Linked DNA regions of Homo sapiens: region 2 is linked to region 1. Evidence: chromatin loops called from intact Hi-C (ENCODE). Cell type or tissue: PC-9. All regions are shown on one strand. Links, peaks and the distances in the headings refer to the core of each region. The heading gives the core; the rest is flanking DNA. Region 1 holds the start of LINC01523 (long intergenic non-protein coding RNA 1523). Region 2 overlaps LOC105372639 (a long non-coding RNA gene).

What was found. Hi-C counts contacts between places; a loop is a spot of excess contacts. Peaks named below come from ENCODE experiments on the same cell type or tissue, not always from the same donor. Only the 100,000 strongest peaks of a DNase experiment are listed, where the experiment ranks them.
Region 2: it touches region 1 in a loop (3-fold over the local background); 2 of 110 quality-filtered maps call a loop at or near these places.

What each region holds. Positions count from the first base shown.
Region 1 is chr20:47,978,792-47,988,691 of GRCh38, reverse strand. LINC01522 (long intergenic non-protein coding RNA 1522) reads left to right here. Exons shown (of 3, transcript NR_110027.1): 2 at 1-85; 3 at 7,914-8,599. LINC01523 (long intergenic non-protein coding RNA 1523) reads right to left here and starts at 5,466. Exons shown (of 2, transcript NR_109942.1): 1 at 5,171-5,466; 2 at 4,379-4,710. LOC107985436 (a long non-coding RNA gene) reads right to left here and starts at 1,634. Exons shown (of 4, transcript XR_007067623.1): 1 at 1,568-1,634. RefSeq lists enhancers at 5,084-5,583, 8,517-9,491. In PC-9, for the core only: no CTCF peak of the experiment used is centred there; DNase peaks (open chromatin) are centred at 3,041, 3,421, 4,031 and 5,601; H3K4me3 peaks cover 877 bases; H3K27ac peaks cover 5,617 bases.
Region 2 is chr20:48,047,981-48,057,880 of GRCh38, reverse strand. The region is part of intron 1 of LOC105372639 (a long non-coding RNA gene); the gene reads right to left. It overlaps LOC124904923 (a long non-coding RNA gene), which reads left to right. Exons shown (of 3, transcript XR_007067632.1): 2 at 175-260; 3 at 345-519. Among named protein-coding and RNA genes, the nearest start is that of LINC01522, 63 kb to the right of the region's middle. In PC-9, for the core only: no CTCF peak of the experiment used is centred there; DNase peaks (open chromatin) are centred at 5,250 and 5,880; H3K27ac peaks cover 2,341 bases.

The DNA of each region.
Region 1 (9,900 bases), core at 686-8,685:
AGAGAATCCCAGAGATGCAGACAGAGACTTCCTAGAGCTACAGAGTAAGCCAAATTGGAGTTGCCTTTTCTGGACGTCTTGTTAAGTGAGTAAAAAAAAAAATGCCTTTGTAATTTAAGCCTGTGCTTCTAGAACTTTAATATTCAATAGCCTTTTCAACAAATAGTGTCAGAAAAAAAATTGGGCATACATAGACAAAAAATTAATCACACCCTGTCACACATGATACAAAAATTAACTCAAAAATGGATTTTGGACTCATAATGTAACACGTAAAACTATAAAACTTTTTAAAAAAATACTTAGGAGAAAATCTTCAGGACCCAGGGCTAGAAGAAGAGTTCTTAGACTTGACACAGAAAACACAATGCGCAAAAGGAAAAATTGATCAACTGGACCTCAATAAAATTTGAAACTTTTGCTCTGCGAAAGGCCTTGTGAAGAGGATGAAAAGACAAGCTATGTACTAGGAGAAAATATTTTCAAACCACTTATGCTACAAAGGATTTAATACCTAGAATAATATAAAGAATTATTAAAACTCAACAGTAAAAAAAAAAATCCATTTAGGAAATGAGCAAAAGACATGAACAGCTATTTCACCAGTGGTGATATATGAATGGCAAGTAAGTACACAAAAAGATGTTCAACATCATTATCCATAAGGAAAATGCAAATTAAAATCACTAAATACCCACATGAAAGTGGCTAAAATAAAAAATAGTGGTAACAGTAAATGATGACAAGGGTATAGAAAAATTGGATTGCTCATACAATACATTGCTGATACACAGATGCTCTGGAAAACAGTTCAGCAGTTTCTTCCAAAAATTAGACATGCGCTTACCACATAACCCGGCATTTGCACTCTTGGGCATTTGTCCCAGAGAAATGAAAACTTGTATTCAGATAAAAATTTATATACGAATAATCATAGCAACTTTGCTGATAATAGTGAAAAACTGGAAAACAACCCAAATGTCCTTCGATGAATGAGTTAAACAAACTGGTGCATCTCTACTATGAAATACTATTCAGCCATGAAAGGGACCAAGCTATTAATACCTGTGATGGCATGGATGAATCGCCTGGGAATTAAGCTCAGTGAAAAAAACCAATCTCAAAAGGTTATGCACTATATGACCTCACTTAGATTTTTTTTTTTTTTTTTTGAGGCCGAGACTTGCTCTATAGCCCAGGTTGGAGTACAGTGGTGCAATCTCGGCTCACTGCAACCTCCACCTCCCGGGTTAAGGCGATTCTCCTGCCTCAGCCTCCCAAGTAGCTGGGATCACAGGCACCCGCCATCACACCTGGCTAATATTTGTATTTTTAGTAGAGACGGGGTTTCGCCATGTTGGCCAGGCTGGTCTTGAACTCCTGACCTCAAGCGATCCGCCCACCTCGGCCTCCCAAAGTGCTGGGATTACAGGCGTGAGCCACCGCACCCAGCCACTACAGCATTCTTTAAATGACAAAATTATCAAAATGGAGAGCGGAATAGTGGTTTCCAAGCATTAGGAGTAGAGGAAGGAAGGAGAAGAGTATAGCTATGTAGGAAAACAACCTTTTGTGTGGCAAGAGTGACACCATCTTGAAGCAAAACCGCCATGATGACCAGTGTTTGACTCTTGCATACTAAGGTGCTCTCATAGTGTAGATAACCTCTCATAAAGGGAATTGAACAATGAGAACACTTGGACACAGGGTGGGGAACATCACACACCGGGGCCTGTCATGGGGTGGGGGGAGGGGGGAGGGATAGCATTGGGAGATATACCTAATGTAAATGATGAGTTAACAGGTGCAGCCCACCAACATGGCACATGTATACATATGTAACAAACCTGCACGTTGTGCACATGAACCTAGAACTTAAAGTATAATAAAAAGAAAAAGAAACAATGCCTATAGCATAGATAACCCCTCATAAATATGTTTATCTAACCTCCTTAGCGGTCACAAGTGTCACAATCTGAGGTGTGAGTAGTTGCACGTATTTTACAAAAACAGAAGCTTCCTATCTAAAGGATATTTTCTGGAGAGTGGGTGTAGGGATCCACAGTCTGGCAGCCACCTGAAATATCGCTTTAGTAGGTCCCTACTAAATGTTTCTTTCATAGAAGCTGGATTTGTCAGCTTCTTTCTTCAGCCTCTCAGCTTGCTGGGCCTTTGGGGAAAGGTTTACATAGACCTGCTCTTCATGGAACAAGCTATAAAAGGACAGCGTGAGGAATGCTTAGGAAGGAACTGTTTTCAATCTTAATGGTGGTGGTCACATGAATCTAAACATGTAATAAACTTTCAAAGAACTAAATACACACTAATTAGTGCATATAAAACTGGTGAAACCCGGGTCAGATAGATGGATTGTATCAGAGTCAATATTTTGGTTGTGAAACTTTACTATAATTAGGAAGATGGTATTATTGGGGGGAAATGAGTGAAGTGCATGTGAGATTTTTCCTATTTCTTACAATCACGTGTGAATCTAAAATTATTTAGCCAAATTTCACTAAATTTTTTGTGGCTCCATGAATTAATGTGGGGAACCCATTTCCTGAACTGCACGAAGGCGGTTAAATAATGTATATTACATATCAGAAATCAATTCCTTCTGGTATTGTGATTTTTTTTTCAAACAGGAAAACGTAGCAGGGGCGTTGGGGAAGATTTGGAATTAATATGTAATTAGATATTCAGCCAGGTAGAAAGCTTAAGCAAAATAAACTTGACTCTAAGTAATTAAAAAATTTAATATGCATATGAATCACCTGGGTCATCTTGTTAAAAAGAGAAAAGCAGATTCTGATTCAGTAAGTGTTGGGTATTACCTGAGATTCTGCATTTCTAATGAACTGATATTGCTGGTTCATGGAACCCATTTTACGTAGCAAGAAAATAAGCCACTTTTAGCTGCATTTTCTGTTAGTTGCCGCCAAAAGCATCCTAACTCTTTTGACCATTTGCATATTAGCCCCGCCCACTGGAGGAGCCCAGAGTCTTATCTTCCCACCAATCAGATTCACCCTCCACCTGTGGGAGGAGCCAAGAGACAAGTGGTGGGGAGAAGGCCGTCCTTTTTCCAAAAGGCAAGAGTGCTTCCTTGTATTGTGAGCCTGGGTGAGAGAGAGAGACCGAGGAGGATGGAGGTACAGCCAGAAGGCAGGGACAGATGCTGATTTGGGGATGTTCTGGGTCTCCAGGTGCCTCTTTATGGTCTGTTTATGAAACCCAGACGCCCTTTCAGTGAGAAGCAATTCTGCCATGTTTATTTTTTGCGGGGAAAAGAAGCCACAAAACCCAAATATTTATATCCACTGTGCAATCTTCTCCAGTTTCCAGGCACATCTTCCTTTTCTATATCTTGGAGAGCATTTCAAGCCTCCTGGAATTTTTCTTCAAGGAGGGGCCTCAGGGCCACTGCTGCAGTGTGACTCACTGAGCTGCCAGGAGGCCTGGGCTTCCTTCCTGGAATCAGGGATCCCATGTGGGCCTCTCAGACCCAGCTCTACTGTGAAGTTGAGAGCTTCAAGTGGGTCTTCTAGGGAGGTCAAGAGGCAGAGGGAATATTGGAAATGGCTCTGCCACTAGCATGCTCTGTGTCCTTGGGTGAATGATTTGGCCTCTCTGAAAACCAGTTTCTTCCCCTGCGAATGGTAGGAGTTGCATCAGGTGATTTCTTAGGATCCTACCTGCTCTAAGTGTTTCTTGGTCTCTAAATTCTCATAAACAGGACTTAGCTTAGGTTAGTGCTCTCCATCTTGGCTGCATATTTGAGTCACCTGAGGGACACTAAAGATACTAAACCCAGATGTTCTGATCTGATAGATCTGGAGTCCGATGTGGGCGTCAGAAATCTTTAAAACTTCCCAGGTGTCACTAACATACAGCCAGGGTTGAAAGCCACCGGGCTACGCCTGATTTTACAGAAGAGGAAACTGGGCTCACATCTCTGGTCAGCAGGTCAGCCACCTGTGGAATCCAGTGACTCCCGCTTACAGGTGTGGGACCTCACAGCCACCCTCTGCATTCCAGCACATCCCTAGGACCTGGGGGACATTGCACCTTTCCATTCTTCAGTAATCTTCTCCTCCATCTCTTTCCCTCTCCACCCCGCCCCTCGCTCTGATGAGCTAAATCTTTCTCAAGTAGCTTCTGCCTCTGTCCTGTGAAAGTCCCTGCCAGGAGGAGTCGCCACACCTGTTTACCTCCATGAACTAGAAGGAAGGAGGGAAATACAGGCAGAGACATGCAGAACTCAGGGTCTCCCATGTTACTCTGCCTCCCACCCAAAGCACCTTGCTCCAGGTTTGTCACAGGACAAGGGGAAGCTGCTGTGAGGACACTGAGGGTGACGGAAAAGTTGAAAAAGAAGGAGGAGAGAAATAGCACATCTGTATTTAGACATTATCCCTGGATGCTTCTTTGCATGTTAGGAAAGGCTCACTACAATCTAGTCATGTTTAGCCCTTTAAGAGCCCTGGGATAGTGAGTCCAGAGCCAGCACTGGGGGCTTTTCTCCCAGCCCCTTTTCAAAGTCATGTTGACCTTTGAGCATCTCCTGCCCCAGGAGAGCGCTGCAGCCGCTGCAGACAGCATGAGATGCTTCTCTATGTGGGCTCAGCTTCACCCTTCTGTGCTCCTGAGGATGGAGGACAGAAAGTGGTTCTTCCTCCCTGGCAAGCATTTCCAGTCTCTGAAGACTCTCTGGGGAAAGAACACGAAGGGGGAGAGGCTTCCTAAGTCCCTTCACTGGGGGCTTATCCGTGACCGACGTTCCTGGGGAGACATACATTTCATCAGTCACTTTCCATCTCACTCCACTCTCCCTCCTCCTCTCTGCAAGCTTACACTGCAGCCCGATGGAATTACACACAGTGCCCTGCATATGCCAAGGTTCTTCCACCTCTAGTCATGCTGCTTCCTGTCCTGGAACCCCCTTCCCAACTCGATCCTGCTGAGCAGCCTGGGATCTGTGTACGGGACGCCCCTCAGAGTCACCCAGACACAGGGGAAGCTGGGGTGTTTATTTCCTGCCTGTCAGTCACCAGTGCAGGCCTGCTCCTGGGGCACTCACCCCAGCATCTCCAATGCCAGGCAGCTCAGAGAGCCACTTTCCTGTCCAAGCAACCCTTAGAGAACATTCCCAGGAGGAGCGAATGTCCACCTTGTGTGGCATCGTCCTGGGGCGCTCCTTCTGGGGGGGACCCCAGTCCCTCCTGCCCTTCCAGCCAGAATCCTCCTGTCTCCTGGGTGAAAACTGGAGCCCGGGTTCTAGCTCTGCTGTGTCTCTCAGACTCTGGTGAGTGTCAGAATCTTCTGGAGGCCTTGTTAAAACTCCGATGGCGAGGCCCACCCTAAGGTTCCAATTCAGGAGGTCTCAGCAGAGCCTGAAAGCTGGCTTTCCCAGCAGGGCCCCGGGGTGCTGATGCTCCTCCCCCTAGAACGACCCCTGAGAGCCCTGGCTCTCCACTGGGACCTGCTCACCTGGAGACAGTGACCACAGGCCACAGGTCACCCCTCACCGCTTCACTCCACGCCCTCTCTTGTGACCTCATCTCCTCTCACCTCCCCCTGGGTCACATGGCTCCAGCCACACCCGCCCCCCTGCTGTTCCTCACCCAGGATCACCAAGGTCTCTCCTGCCCCGGGGCCTGTGCACCTGCTGTGCCTCTGCTTGGGATGCTCTTCCCAGGGCTCGCCCACCTCCTCAGAGAGGCCTCCTGACCCCTGACACGGCCTTGCCCTTCACCTCTATCGTCCTTTAGAACAGCCCCCACCTCCCGCACATCATGCAGTTGCCGGTTCAATGGCTACTGCTTGTCCTCCAGACTCGAAAGTAACCTCGCAGTGGGTGGTGGGCAGGGGGCGTTGTTTTGTTCCCTGCCCTGTCCCAGCACCCAGAGCAGTGCCTGGCAGGGGTGGGTACTCAGTACACACCTGTTAGCAAGTGACTCTGATGCAGGGACCGTTCTCTCTGATCTCTAAATCCAACTTTCTTATGTTGTAGTAACAATGTTGAATGTTGTTCCATACATCATCCATTTTCTTTTTTGACTTTTAGATCATAGTGCCTTAGAGAACAACTGGGCAAAAAATGGACTTTCAGACACGGCAGGTGCTCAGGTCCAGCCCCCACCCTGTGGCCCTTCAGGGACTGCACTCATTTATTTTTCTCTTTCTGGCTGTCCGCGAGCCAACAGCTCTCTCCTGGCTTTAATTTTCATCCATTTAAGTTGAAAAAAAAAATCAAACAAATGAAATGCACTTAAGAGAAAGCCTTGAGGAGTTAGTGAGCCACCTGAAGTGAACGGACTCCTTTCAAGGCGCTATCAATTGTTGTTATCAATTATTTATTGGGCCATGTTTGTTCCTGGTGCCACCAAGACAGAGAGGAGACAGGGTCCCTGCCCTGAGGCATCCCAAAGAAGAAGGGAGCATTTGTGAAATGAAAAAATGTCCCAGATGATAAGACAGTTACCCGTCACACCTCAAGGCTGCTCTATGCTTTTATTATATTTTTACTCTTAAGAATGTTCACTTATTTTCTGATTTTAAAAAGTAATTGAAAAGTTTATAAAATATTCCTAGAAATAGAGAAAAAATAAAATCTAACTCCAGTGTTTTTAATGCACATATAAAATCTACTTGGTTTATAAAATTAGGATTTATTCTAAATGTTTAATTTAGTTAGTTTGGAAGTTTTGTTAATTTACTCATCAGATTCTGCCTTGAGTTTTCTTCACATTATACCATGTTCATTTCTTCAGGCCATCAAGCAGCCTTCAAAAACATAAATTTCATTAGTTACAATGTATTTCATATAGATATACGATAACTGCCTTCACCAATCTTCTATTTCTGGACAATACAATTTTTATTTTTTTTCTTGTTTTGCTTTTGGTTATTATAATCAATATTCCTGTGAATATGCTTAGTTTAGAAAGCCTTGACTCGCTGTTATTATAATTTCAGTTTATAATCAGGAAGAGGGAAAGCCTAACTCTAAGGTTGAAACTAAATCTTAAAGCTAGTGACACAGCCTCTCTGAGCTTTGCTGTCCTCTTCTGTCCTATGGTAAGAATGATACTGAGGTCCTAGGGAGCTGTGAAGCATATGCTGTGAGACAACACAGCTGAGCAGCCCAGCCAGAGCCCCCTGGGGAAGCCGTCAGAGGTCAGCCGCTCCCGTCTGCTTCCCTCTTGACTCCTAATAGGCTGGGACAGAACTTTGCCCTCCCTTCTTCCTGTCCAAAAGACGCACAATGATAATGATGCTGATGGTTATTTAGTAAGAAACTTCCCAACAGGAACAGTTGTCAGGAGGGGGCACAGTTGGATTCTCTCCAGCAAAGATGTCAGGGTGGATAGAAATGTCAGCGTGATCCAAAGAGGACACAAACACTCCTGTTATTTTGTTGTCACCATAGAAAGGCCAGCTGTAGGTTTGACGAATGTTTAGTGAAAGAAAGTTTGCAAAAGTCAAAAAGAAACTGACATAATGATAGCCAAACAGGCTTTCTCTGCATTAGAAGAACTCAATAGGTCCTTGCACGTCTGATTAGAGCAAAACAAAACAAACAAGCAAAAGCTCCCCTGATGCACAGAGTTAGTGCTCCACTGAACTAGACCAGAAGAGCTTGTCCTGCCCCTTGGAAACAGGGGCCAACATGATGCGGTGGGCAAGGACCCATCATCTGACATGAAGATGCCCTGGGGGCAATGGAAAGCATGGTGTGTCCGGAGAAGATGGCCCTGACGGCAGGTGCATTCGGGTGCTAGTGAGTGCTGCAGCATGTTGGGTCTCTAGTTTTGTATCAGTCAGCTACTCTCACAGTCACACTGTGTAACAAACCACCCCCAAACTCAGTTACAAACGATAGTACTTATTTCTCATTCTCATGTCCACAGGTCTGATGGGGTTCATCACATCTGAGCCAGGACTGGCTTTTCTTGGCTGCAAGCTGAAAGTTGGGTCCAGGTCTGCTGTACTGAGGGTCTCCTATCTTCCTTGGACAGGGACAACCAGAGGCCTATTTATCTCATGATGGAAGGCAGGAGAACAAGCAGGCAAGACCAGCTGTGCTAGCACATGCCACCTCTTTGCCCACGTCACACCTGCTGACGTCCCATTGGCCAATGCAAGTCACACAACCAAAGCCAACATCAACAGGACAAGGAAACAGACTCTGCCTCTAGATGCACAAACTACAGAGTCACGGACAGAGGACACGGATCCAGGGAAGGAAGATGGAGAATGAGAACAATGACCCTCAATAACACAGCCTCCCACAGGTTTCCAAATCCCCAACCCAGGCATATATCCAAGGAAATGGAATCATGGGTTCAGGTTTTAGAGCAAGCAATTTCTGCTCTCCCTGCCTAGTTTCCACACCCTTAACACAGGGGCAATGATGTCACATCAAAACATATCATACAAATTTGTGATGATGTTTCAACAACTAAACACCAGAAAAATGCTTAGGGCAGGGCCGGGTAGGAGGGGCAGAAGCCAATAGTAACTTAACATCACTGCTAACCCACAAAGTTCTGGGAATTTCTTTGAATGTCTAATTAGAGAACCATGTCCCCAAGAATTAACATTTCTTTTGCTTTTTTTTGAATCTGAGAAAATACTAATTGTCACAGGGTAGAATATTTATCTGATGAGCATATAGAAGTTAAGGGCTCCTTGAAATCACAGTGCTAGGTTTGGGTCTCATTCCTCCTCCTACCTGCCTCTCTGAGCCTCAGTTTCTCATCTGTAGAATGGGTACAATCCCAACCTCATGTGTTTGTGGCAGTCAGGGTTAATTGGGCTAATGATTCTAAAGTGCTCTGCGCAGGCCTGGCAGGTACTGAGCAACCTTGGGCCATAGAGAGAGCACTGACTTGGGAGTCAGGAGCTGGGACCTCAGGTCCTATTCCCTGGGGATCCGGGAAAAGTCCCTTGGCTTCCCTGAGCTTCATCTGCCCCACGTGCTAGTGAGGTGGCTAGACCAGTCAGGCCAAGGACGTCCCTGCAGCTATCTAACTTCTCCTTACTCCCTGTTCAGCAAAGGGCAGGAGCTGGGCCTGGCCAGGCTCCCACAAAGCCCAGGCGTGGCCGTGCTCAGCTCACGACGGGTGTGGGGGATGCGTTTCTGCCCTCAAAGGACTGAGCTCCAGTTTCTTTCTTCACTGAGTCCTTTACTCTCTGCCTGCGGGTGGTTATTTAAGACATCTCCTGCCTGCAGGGGCCTCTTAGAGAACAAACAGATCGTTCCTTCAGCTGCAGTGCAGGCTTTACTGGGCTTGTTCCTGCATCAAGTAGACAGATCCTTCCTGAATGGAGTCGCCCCACAGGCCCCACACTCGGAGAGGGGCAGCCAGGAGCCTCCGAGGCTCTGCCCAGCCCGTCCTGAATGTGCTCCCTGCCCTGAGTGGAGCGCTCACAGCTCCCCGCATCAAGGTTTCTGTCTCCCCAAGGATCTTCCTCATAAAAACCCTTCTTCTCCCAGATCCCACAAACCGACATTATAAAAAACACAAACACCCAATAAGCACCATGTAAATTGATCACATACAAATAATATCCAAAAATAAGAACTCGTATAACCACTTTAAACTATAGAACATGTCTGTTGGGATTTGTGGGAGATCATGGATCACAGGTTCCCCCTGCTCCTGGTTCAGCACTGTGAGAAATGGAAGTGAGGTTCACCCAGGGACGGGAAAGCGTCAGCTGCCACTCATGAGGCTGGGGGGCAGGGGAAGCCCTTCATCCGTGGACACAAACAGGCATCCTAACATGACTTCCATGAGCAGAAGTGGGCAGACAGGGCTGAAAAGCTGACCTTACAAGGCTGAGGACCTGCCTTGAGCTCTGCCTGACTGCAGAGAAGGAAAGTTCTCTTCT
Region 2 (9,900 bases), core at 1,150-9,149, 69 kb before region 1:
AAATGTTAACTCTGTGAAATGCAAAGTTATTCCACATTCAGCTCCTCTTTATAACCATTTATTTTTTTTTACAAAACCCACCATGCTTTGTCAAGTCAAATTTTTGTATCTGACTTTTTGGAATAAATTTCTTACATGGACAAATTTGCATTTTCTCTTCTGATTTGACCTCAGGACCTCAGGACCTTTGACCAAGGACCCAGGGATTCACCACTCATCCTGTTGAATTTTGCTACTTCCCATAGGTCTTTGAGCTTGAGGTCAGTAGTGATCACTTCTCGGCTCCTGCCTTCTCTGACTCTTGAGACATTTCTTTAAAATTCCGTTTCCTTCTCTGATCCCAGGTCAGAAGCTCTTGTGCATAAGCAGGCCTGGTGTCCATCAACATTCACTATCAAATAAGAATGTCAGTGTGAAGGCCTTTCCCACAGAAACACCAGGTGCAGCTAAGGGAAGCCGGAGGAAGTGGGTCATTAGCCCAGAAGAGTGAAGGAAACTGATTCGTGAGTCAAAACGACATTACCCACTGTTCCACTAAAGAAGATACAGACTCGAACCCCATTCTGCATTTACCAATCCACTGATGAGTGACCAGCTCTGAAGGCTGATGGGAATCTTTGCCCCTTTAAACCAACCAAGAAGCTCATTTACACATTAAAAAAGAAAAAAATATCCATTTTAGACAATGATTTTCTGGCTTAATAGTGGTAGAATAACTGTGATTCTCACTTTGTAACTCTAAAAAGATATTTTTTCCTCCATGCACGTAAACGTTTCTCCATCTCTCTGGGGTCTTGGCATATCAGGGATCCAACAGTTTTTAAAGTAGAGGAAAACCAGAGCACCCAATCCAGCATCAACGTCCTAATTGAGGTCAGCCCCTCTTGGGTAAATCTTAAGCCGCACATCCTCATGTTCCAATGGTCCTGGTTTTAATGTTTTCTTAATTTCTCCACTATACGCCTAACTGAAACCACCCAAAGCTAATTAGATGCTCTGTCTTAAAGGTACAGAAGGATGCCTGCAAGAGAAAGCTGATAGCTTGATAACTCTTCTTGCAGAACCAGCTGAATCTAGAGACTGAGTAGTAACTGGCCATCTGGTATGATTTCAGGGGTCTATGTACCATTGCCTTCTTCCTGGATTGCTATGTGCCCTCAATCCTACCATTACTGCTCCTTTCAGGCTGAGACACCAAACACCCCTTTTAAAGTAAAAACAGCATATAATTGGAAGATTGTATCAGTCAGCACTCTTGGTTGCATGCAACAACAACAAAACCTAAGTTAAATAGCTTTAAATGAAATAAATTTATAATATCAGATAACTAGAATGTGGAAGGAGTAGCTTGTTAGTTTCAGGCACAGCCAGATCCAGAGGCTCAAATGTCAGCAGTTCCTGATGAGTGTCTCTTGATCCCTCTGCTCCTCTTTTTCCCTCTCAGGGCGGTTCTTAGCATCTCCTGCTGTGGCTGCAAGGCTGACTAAGCCTGGTAGAAAAGAGCCTCTGGCACTCCCAGAAGCCACAACAAAAGTCTCATTGCATCTCGTTGGACTTAAGTGTCACATACTCATCCCTGGACCAGTCAGAGCTGTGGAAAAAAAGAGCCTGATGGTTTTAGTCCACCTGACACAGAGGGTTGGTCCAGCCATTGGAGGGTGGTTACCCAGGGGAAACTGGAATTCAGTTACCCAAAGATGGTACAATAGATTCTGGGTAGCCAAAAATAAATATACTACAAAGTTCGTATTCTTTAAAGAGATTTATAAACAAGAATGAGATGCACAGAAGCAAAGTTTCACTATCCCTGTCTAAAGATGAAACCACTAACTTACTACCTGGGTTGACATCTCAGATTAGGTACCTGTGACCTTGGAAAGAGAAGTCCTATTAGGGTTGGGACACAAACCAGGAACGTTTGAACTGAGGAAAGGAATTCAAAGCTCCTAAGATGGAGAACTGGCCAAGTGAGGCACAAGAGAATGGAGGCAACCAGCAGAATGAAGGGAGGTTCTGGATGGATCCTCAATATAAAGAAGAACATAACAACAATGAGGGCAGCCATGGATGATGGGCTTGCTATGTGCCAGGCACTATGCTAATCACTGTCTGCATATTAACACATTCACATTTCACAGCAATTTTAATGTTTATGAAAGTCATTTCCATTTTACAGTAAGACAACTGAGACATGGAGGGCTTGATAAAGTTAGTGGTGGTGATGCTGAGACTTGAACTCAGGCAGTCTGTTCCAAAGTTCACATGCTCAGACAAGTTATGGAAGAATCGCCCAGAACCAGAGCACCAGAACGGTGATGCTGGCAGTAGATGCTGAAGCTCCTTAGAGCAACTGTCTCTTCATGAGTAATGGGGAAACTGGGGCCTCTATAACTGGGCACTGTTCTACCCCAGGATATTAGTTAGGACCCCTTCCTTCGGTAGCCAGCAACAGAAAATGCAGACCAGACTTGTTTCAGTAAGAAGGGAATTTGTTTTCTCCCAAAACAAAATAACAAAATATCTAAGTATTGTACTGGTTTCAGGGACAGTAGATTCTGGACTCAATTCAACTTGACTCAGTTTCCCTGATGCCTTGACTCTACCCTCAGCTGTGTTAGCTTCATTCTGCAGCTCTAGTAGCAAGTTATGGCACAGCCTCATCATCCAAGTTTCAATCCTGCAGAAAAGGGCCACAAGTTTCCAGGGAAGTCCGGAGACTCATTCTGATTGGGTCACCATTAGGTCATGTGCTCACTCACCCCTGATAAATTGCTGTTGCCAGAGCACACCACGTGGTGATTAGCTTAGCTCTAGAAAAGCTACATACTGATTGGCTTAGCTCTGGAAAAGCTGCATGCTGATTAGCTTAGCTCTGGAAAAGCTACATGCTGATTGGGCTTACCTCTGGAAAAGCTACATGCTGATTGGTTTAGCTCTGGAAAAACTACATGCTGACTGGTTTAGCTCTGGGTCTTGGGCTAGAGTTCTGACTGCAGCTCATATAGATTGAAATATAGAGGGGAGATTTTTCAAATGAAAATGGTGAAGATGGGAGTTTTGTTTCTAAAATAAAGTGATAAAGGTGCAAGGACTAAAGAACAGCTCTTCGTAATACCCAGTCTCCTATGTGAGAAAAGTTTATTGTTTTCTTAGCTTATATTGCAGCGAATTCAAATGCATGTAACCCACAATGACCTCTTCCAGGCTGTTATCTTGTAAAGTGACCCATATCCTTTCATCTATTTCCATACTCACCTACATGTGTTTGGAAAATGGATTCGAAGCCGGGCGCAGTGGCTCACACCTGTAATCCCAGCACGTTGGGAGGCAGAGGCGGGCAGATCACCTGAGCTCAGGAGTTTGAGACCAGCCTGGCCAACATGGCAAAACCCCGTCTCTACCAAAAAAATACAAAAATTAGCAGGGGCAGGGGAAGAACTGCTTTATCTTAAAGTCAATCATTGATGACACCTCCTATCACTGAGTATTGATTGGGTTAGGGTGGGTCTAACAGATAAACGACTCTTAAGAATTCAAGTTTAGCAAGTCGTTTATAACCAGAAGCTCCTGCGTTACTTACAGAAAACAGATAACAAGCCTGCGGCAGAGGCAGAAGATCAAGTACCAAGAAGGAGGGAAAGATTTATGTGGCCCTAAGTCAACAAGAAAAACCACAGTGAGAATCGAAGTGTCAGCGTCTGCAAAGAAGATTCCCTCAGAGCTGTTCTTTCTGCTTCCAGATGAATGGAAGTGAGAAAAGTATATCTATTAAAATGCGTGTGGCTGTCAGCAACCAAAGACTTGATTAACAGACTTGAAGAATCATATAGATTGTCCCCTATAACAGAGGGGATGAAGAATGCAGCTCAACCATATCTGTCTCTCTGCTCTGCCTTCCTTAGCAGATTGACTTGTTCTTAAGCATGGCTCCTCATGCTCACAGAAAGGCTGCTTCGGTTCCAGCATGTTGTTCTCAACCAATTATTTTCAAAGGCAGGAAGGAGAGTTTCTTCTTGTGCCTCCGTTGCATTACGAAACAAAATTTTTCCTTGAACTCTTCCCACCTCAGAATATTGACTCTCTCGTTGCATTGGTCAGGTTTGGGTCCCATGGCTGCTTCTGGATGCAAAGGAGGCTGAGCAAGAAGCATTTGGTATATTTGGGCTCTAGAGGAAGAGAAGCAAGCACCATGCAAGACAGAGATAGGGGGCTGGGGCTGTAGCGGGCCACATTGGGGGTGACCCTTAGCTCCCGCCTCGTAAAGACAGCTAAAGCCTTCTGTCCAGTTTTATTTTGTTTTTTTCTCCTGGGGGCTACTTGGCCATTTGGACAGGATTGTGTGTCATACATTACCATCCCTGAACCCTTACACTAAATTCTAGAAATGACACCCACCATGAGTTATTGTGACAATGCAAAACTCTAGATGTTTTTAAATTAGCAGAACTGTCCCCCGTCTACATCAAAGATTCTTAAAATATGTGAATTTTGTTCAGGCCGGTGTGGTGGCTCACACCTGCAATCTTAGCACTTTGGGAAGCTGAGGTGGGAGGATTGCTTAACTCCAGGAGTTGGAGACCAGCCTGGGCAACATAGTGAGACTGTCTTTACAAGAAATCAAAAAATTAGCCAGACATGGTGGCGTGTACCTGTGGTCCCAGCTACTCAGGAGACTGAGGTGGGAGGATCACCTGAGCCCTGGAGGTTGAGGGTGCAGTGAGCTGTGATCGCTCCACTGCACTCCGGCCTGAGTGACAGAGAGAGAGCAGGAGAGAGAGAGAGAGAGAGGCTCCTGGATTGAGGGGAGGGTTTCAGGGGGTGTAATATATTTAATGTATCACATGGAGCACCCACCCCCAGTTTCAACCAGAGCAACTGGGTTTCTAGCCAGTTTTACAAATTGAGATTTTATAAAAGGTTCTCTTTGCAGAAAATATTAATATTTGGAAATAGTTGAAAATGACTATTTGAGTCTCAGCTGGAGTTGGGTGAATTCAAACTGTCTTTTTCAGGAGAACAATCAGTCAACATGGTTATTTTACCCAGCAAATATGTCAGACTAAATTTTTGATAGTTGATAGAATAAATTGTGGCTAGTTGACAGATTGCATTTTCTTCTGTTTCTTACTTTCAGGGGGCATCTGTTTTTCAGATTCAGCTTTTATTCTCACCAGAAATGGATCTTAGAAACCCTTTTGTGTGCTGGCCTTAGAGTCATGGAAAACGCTCCAGGCAAAGTAATCCTGGCTGGTGGCCAGATTGTTTCTTTTTGTTTGGGTGTTTAACAAATTTTTTCTTCTAATTCACGCATCTATGGTGTGTTAAGGAAAATGGGATAATTTAGGTTGTGTTTTTTTCTTCTTCTTCCTTTAGAATGGAAAAATAAAACTTGGCTAGAGTTGACTGTCTCCTAATCCCCAATAGGAACCTGACATTTTTATGTTGCTTTTTCACCCTCTCCAACCTGGCCTGAGGTGCAGGTGGGGAGCTGCTGGTAGAGTGTTACCATAATCCCACCCAGCATGACAGAGACCTGCCTGAGGGCTTCAGGGGAGACTGAAGAGTCCCAAACACATCTCTTGTCTAGGGTGATGAAAAGCTGATCTGGGCTTGGTACCAAATATTACTTATCAGATTCCAAGTGGCATTGTCTTCATGGAACCTGGTCCTGCCGGAGTGCTTGTTGAGGGTGGGCTCCATCCAGAGAGCAGGAGGGGCATCTGGGCACCGGGCAAGGTGGATTCAGGACCCCCGGTGCAGGTCCTAGCTGTGACCACTGTTTGGTTCTGGCAAAGACCAGGGCACTATGGAGATGGGGAAACAGAAAAGAAAATGATTCATCTGGCTGGGAGCCCAGAAAATGTATGCTAATGCCTTTGTAAGGCAAAAATAAGATTATAAAGAGACATTGCAGAAAACAAAAAAAGCCCAACCTCAATCCATTAACATGGAAACTAATAATGTGCTGAGATTCAAAGAGTCAGAGAGAGAACCATGACATGAGTCAAGTTGTTTTTGAAGTCAATTCTTGCCTGTCCACATCCCATTCTCCTTCTTGGTAGACATTGCTAGAACTCACAAATAACCCTAGCCTCCTACTTCTTCCAGGCCCACAGGACACATACCCTCCTCTAACCCCTTAAAGTCATGAATAGGCATGTGACCTCTCTCAGCCATTGAAATCTGAGAGAAAGCAACAGGTGCTATTTCCTTATGATTACAATTTTATCATTCAGGATACAGATCAGGACCAGCCAAATGAAGAGACTTACAGCACAAGGTCTCAGAGGGTCTACAACATGAAGCTTCTGTGCCCTCTCCATGGAACCAGGGCACTCACCTGCCTGGCACATCCAACCAGGAAGTTCCACTGAGCTGCTAACAGGTGCTAGTTCTAAGGAGAAGCATTTAAGAACTGCAGTGTGATTGGCTATGCTGTTTTTATGCTGTGGTAGTCTTGGGAGCATGCATTGAGACGGTACAGCCTCCAGCAGACTGGATCACGGAATGACTATGATGAAGGGAGCCCTCCACAAAGAACCCACATTGGATATAAAGTGTAAGTGGGTTTTAAAACATTTGTTGTGTTTGGCCCTAGAGATTTGGGTCTTATTTGTTACTGCAACCTAACCTTGTCCATCCTGATTGATATGCTCAACATCTTCCACCACAATATCCCATATCTGGACACATTAGAGGCTCATGACTTCTTCTAAACCTACATCCCAAAGATTATCAGTTCTCAACTTCCTCCAGGCAAAAGAAACAGAATTGTTAGATGAGATAGCTGTTGACTTCAGCACATCAGGAATTGCTGCTCCAATACTGAATCTGATGAAAAAGAAAGGAGAATTTAAAAGTGCAGACATTGGAGAAAAACGCTTTAATGGTTATGTCAAAGGAGATTCAACTCAGAAACAGAAATAAAGTTGATCCTTAAACAACACAGATTTTAACTGCATGGCTCCAATTATACACAGTTCTTCCACTTCTGCCACCCCTGAAACAGCTCCACCTCTTCCTCCTGTTCCTCAGCCTACTCAACATGAAGATGACAAGGATGGAGACCTTCATAATGATCCACCTCCACTTAATGAATAGTAAATATATTTTCTCTTTCTTATGATTTTCTTCATAACATTTTTTCTCCAGCTTACTTTATTGTAAGAATATAGTATATAATACATATAACATACAAAATATGTGTTAATCAATTGTACATGTCATCAGTCAAGCTTCTGGTCAGCAGGAGGCTATTAATAGTTTAGTCTGGGGGAAGTCAGAGTTCTACACAGATTGACTGTGTGGGGGTCATCCATGCCCCTAATGCCCACATTGTTCAAGGGTCAACTGTAGTCTGGTGACAGGTGGGAGTGAACCTGTGGGACTTGGGTGGTGATGCTATTTGGGATTACCTGAGCTCAATAATTATTGTCACCTCCATTGTGAGTATCTTAAATCTATTAAGAAGTGAGAGGAGAAAAGTATGTTGTAACAAGAGGCTGGACAACATGTTGCACCCACAGCTACCGAAATCAAAAGGCTCCAGCTGCTTTTATTCCTATAAAGGATGAGATGTGGGCTGGGTGTGGTGGCTCACACCTGTAATCCCAGCATTTTGGAGAGGTCAAGGTGGATTGACCACTTGAGCCCAGGAGTTCAAGTCCAGCCTGGATAACATGGCAAAACCTCATCTCTACAAAATAATACAAAAATTAGCTGGGCGTGGTAGTGCCTGCCTGTAGTTCCAACTACTCAGGAGGCTGAGGCAGGAGAATTACCTGAGCCCAAGAGGTTGAATCTGCAGTGAGCCCTGATTGCACCACTGCACTACAGCCTGGGCGACAGAGCAAGACCCTGTCTCAAAAAAAGTAATGAGCTGTGAAGATATGTAAAAAGGTTGGCAAACTGCAAGTATAAAACACCAAAATCAATTTCATTTTATTTAAAAAAAAAACTTGGCTCAGTGTAGTAGACAAGTGTTGATTTTGGCCCACATACACACACACACACACACAAACATTATTTTTAGTAACAAAATATTCCCCATATATTTTCCAGGAGACCACCCCCTATCCTGCCATTTCAAGCCAAGAGAAATAAAAACATATGTCCAAATAAATATGTGTCTATGAATGTTACAGCAGCATTATTCATAATAGCCAAGAAGTGGAAACAGCCCAAACCTCCATCAATTAGTGAATGAATAAAAAAACAAACAGAACTGTGGTGTATCTATATTATGAGCTATTATTCAACAACAAAAATAAACACACTAAGATACACACCATGACCTGAATGAATCTCACAGACATTATGCTAAGCAAGAAAAGCTAGAAAATAAAACTAATAAATAATAAATAATGTTTGTAAAAAAGAAAGAAAATCAAGTTTAACAAGTCACAGACTTATGACTCCATTTATAATGACATTTTCGAAATGAAAACTATAGGGATTAGGGATCAGATTAGTGGTTGCCAACAGCTGGGGAGAGAAGATTGCCTACCAAGGGGCCACATGAAGAAATTGTGAGGGTAATGCAGCTGTTTTGCATCGTGATTTTGGTGGCGGAGAGGCCAATCAACACATGTGTTATAATCTATAGGCCTATATGCCCACAAGAGGTCCATTTTACCATAGGATCATTTTACAAATAAAATTATTTTTAAAAATCTTATGTGGATTAAATTTGGCTTTGGGCTCTAAAATTGATCTCCTGGATCAGAAGCTCTTTGGATGATCCTACTTTATTAAAGTTGAAGCTTTAAAGAAAATATACATATTCCATCCTTGAGCAAGCTGATTCCCTGAGGTTTTTTTTAAAAGTAAAATTTAACATTAATTTTGATTTTGTTGGCATTCCAGCCAATTAGCATAGTTCATTAGAATGTTTGGTTCAATCCAGGTGACTAAAAATGTTTATTTATATAATTAAATACATATGTAAAAAAGTCACATTTCAGAAAATATGTAAATGCAATTTTTGAAAAAGGAAGGTGCTTGATTTATGAGGCTCATCTTTTTTCGGGAGCTCTGAAGTTTCAAATCCTTCTGCAATATTTATTATTGTTCGGCTCTCTCTTAGAGAGGAGACTATGGGGTCTCCATAACCCAGATCCTATTTACTTATTTTTTATTTAAATATAATAATAATATTAATTATTATTATTATTATTAGATACAGGTCTTGCCCTGTCACCCAGACTGGAGTGTAGTGGATGATTATGGCTCACTGCAACCTTGACCTCCCAGGTTCAAGGGATCCTCCTACATTAGCCTCCTGAATAGCTGGGACTATAGGCATGCACCACGAGGCCTGGCTAATTTTTTTTAGTAATTCTTATTTCATTTTACTTTTTTCAAGATGGGGTCTTGCTATGTTGTCCAGTCTGGTCTCAAACTCCTGGGCTCCAGTGATCCTCCCACTTCAGCCTCCTAAAGCACTGGGACTACAGGCATGAGCTAGTGTGCCCAGCCACAGATCCTATTTGATCTAATCATTTAAGGAATAGGAGGAAGAAGAAGTGCAGTAAGAAAGAAATAGATTGTGCCATGTATTAGTCTGTTTTCACACTGCTATAAAGATACTACACAAGACTGGGTAATTTATACACAAAGGAGATTTAATTGACTCACAGTTCTGCATGGCTGGGGAGGCCTCAGGAAACTTACAATCATGGCAGAAAGCGAAGCAGGCACCTTCTTCACAAGGCGGCAGGCGAGAGACAGCAAGCAAGAGCATGGAAAACTGTCTTATAAACCCATCAGATCTCAAGAGAACTCCCTCACTATCAAGAGAACGGCATGGGGAACCATCCCCATGATCCAATCACCTCCCTCCATTGACACAGGGAGTTTACAAATGCAGATGACATATGGGTGGAGACAGAGCCAAACAAT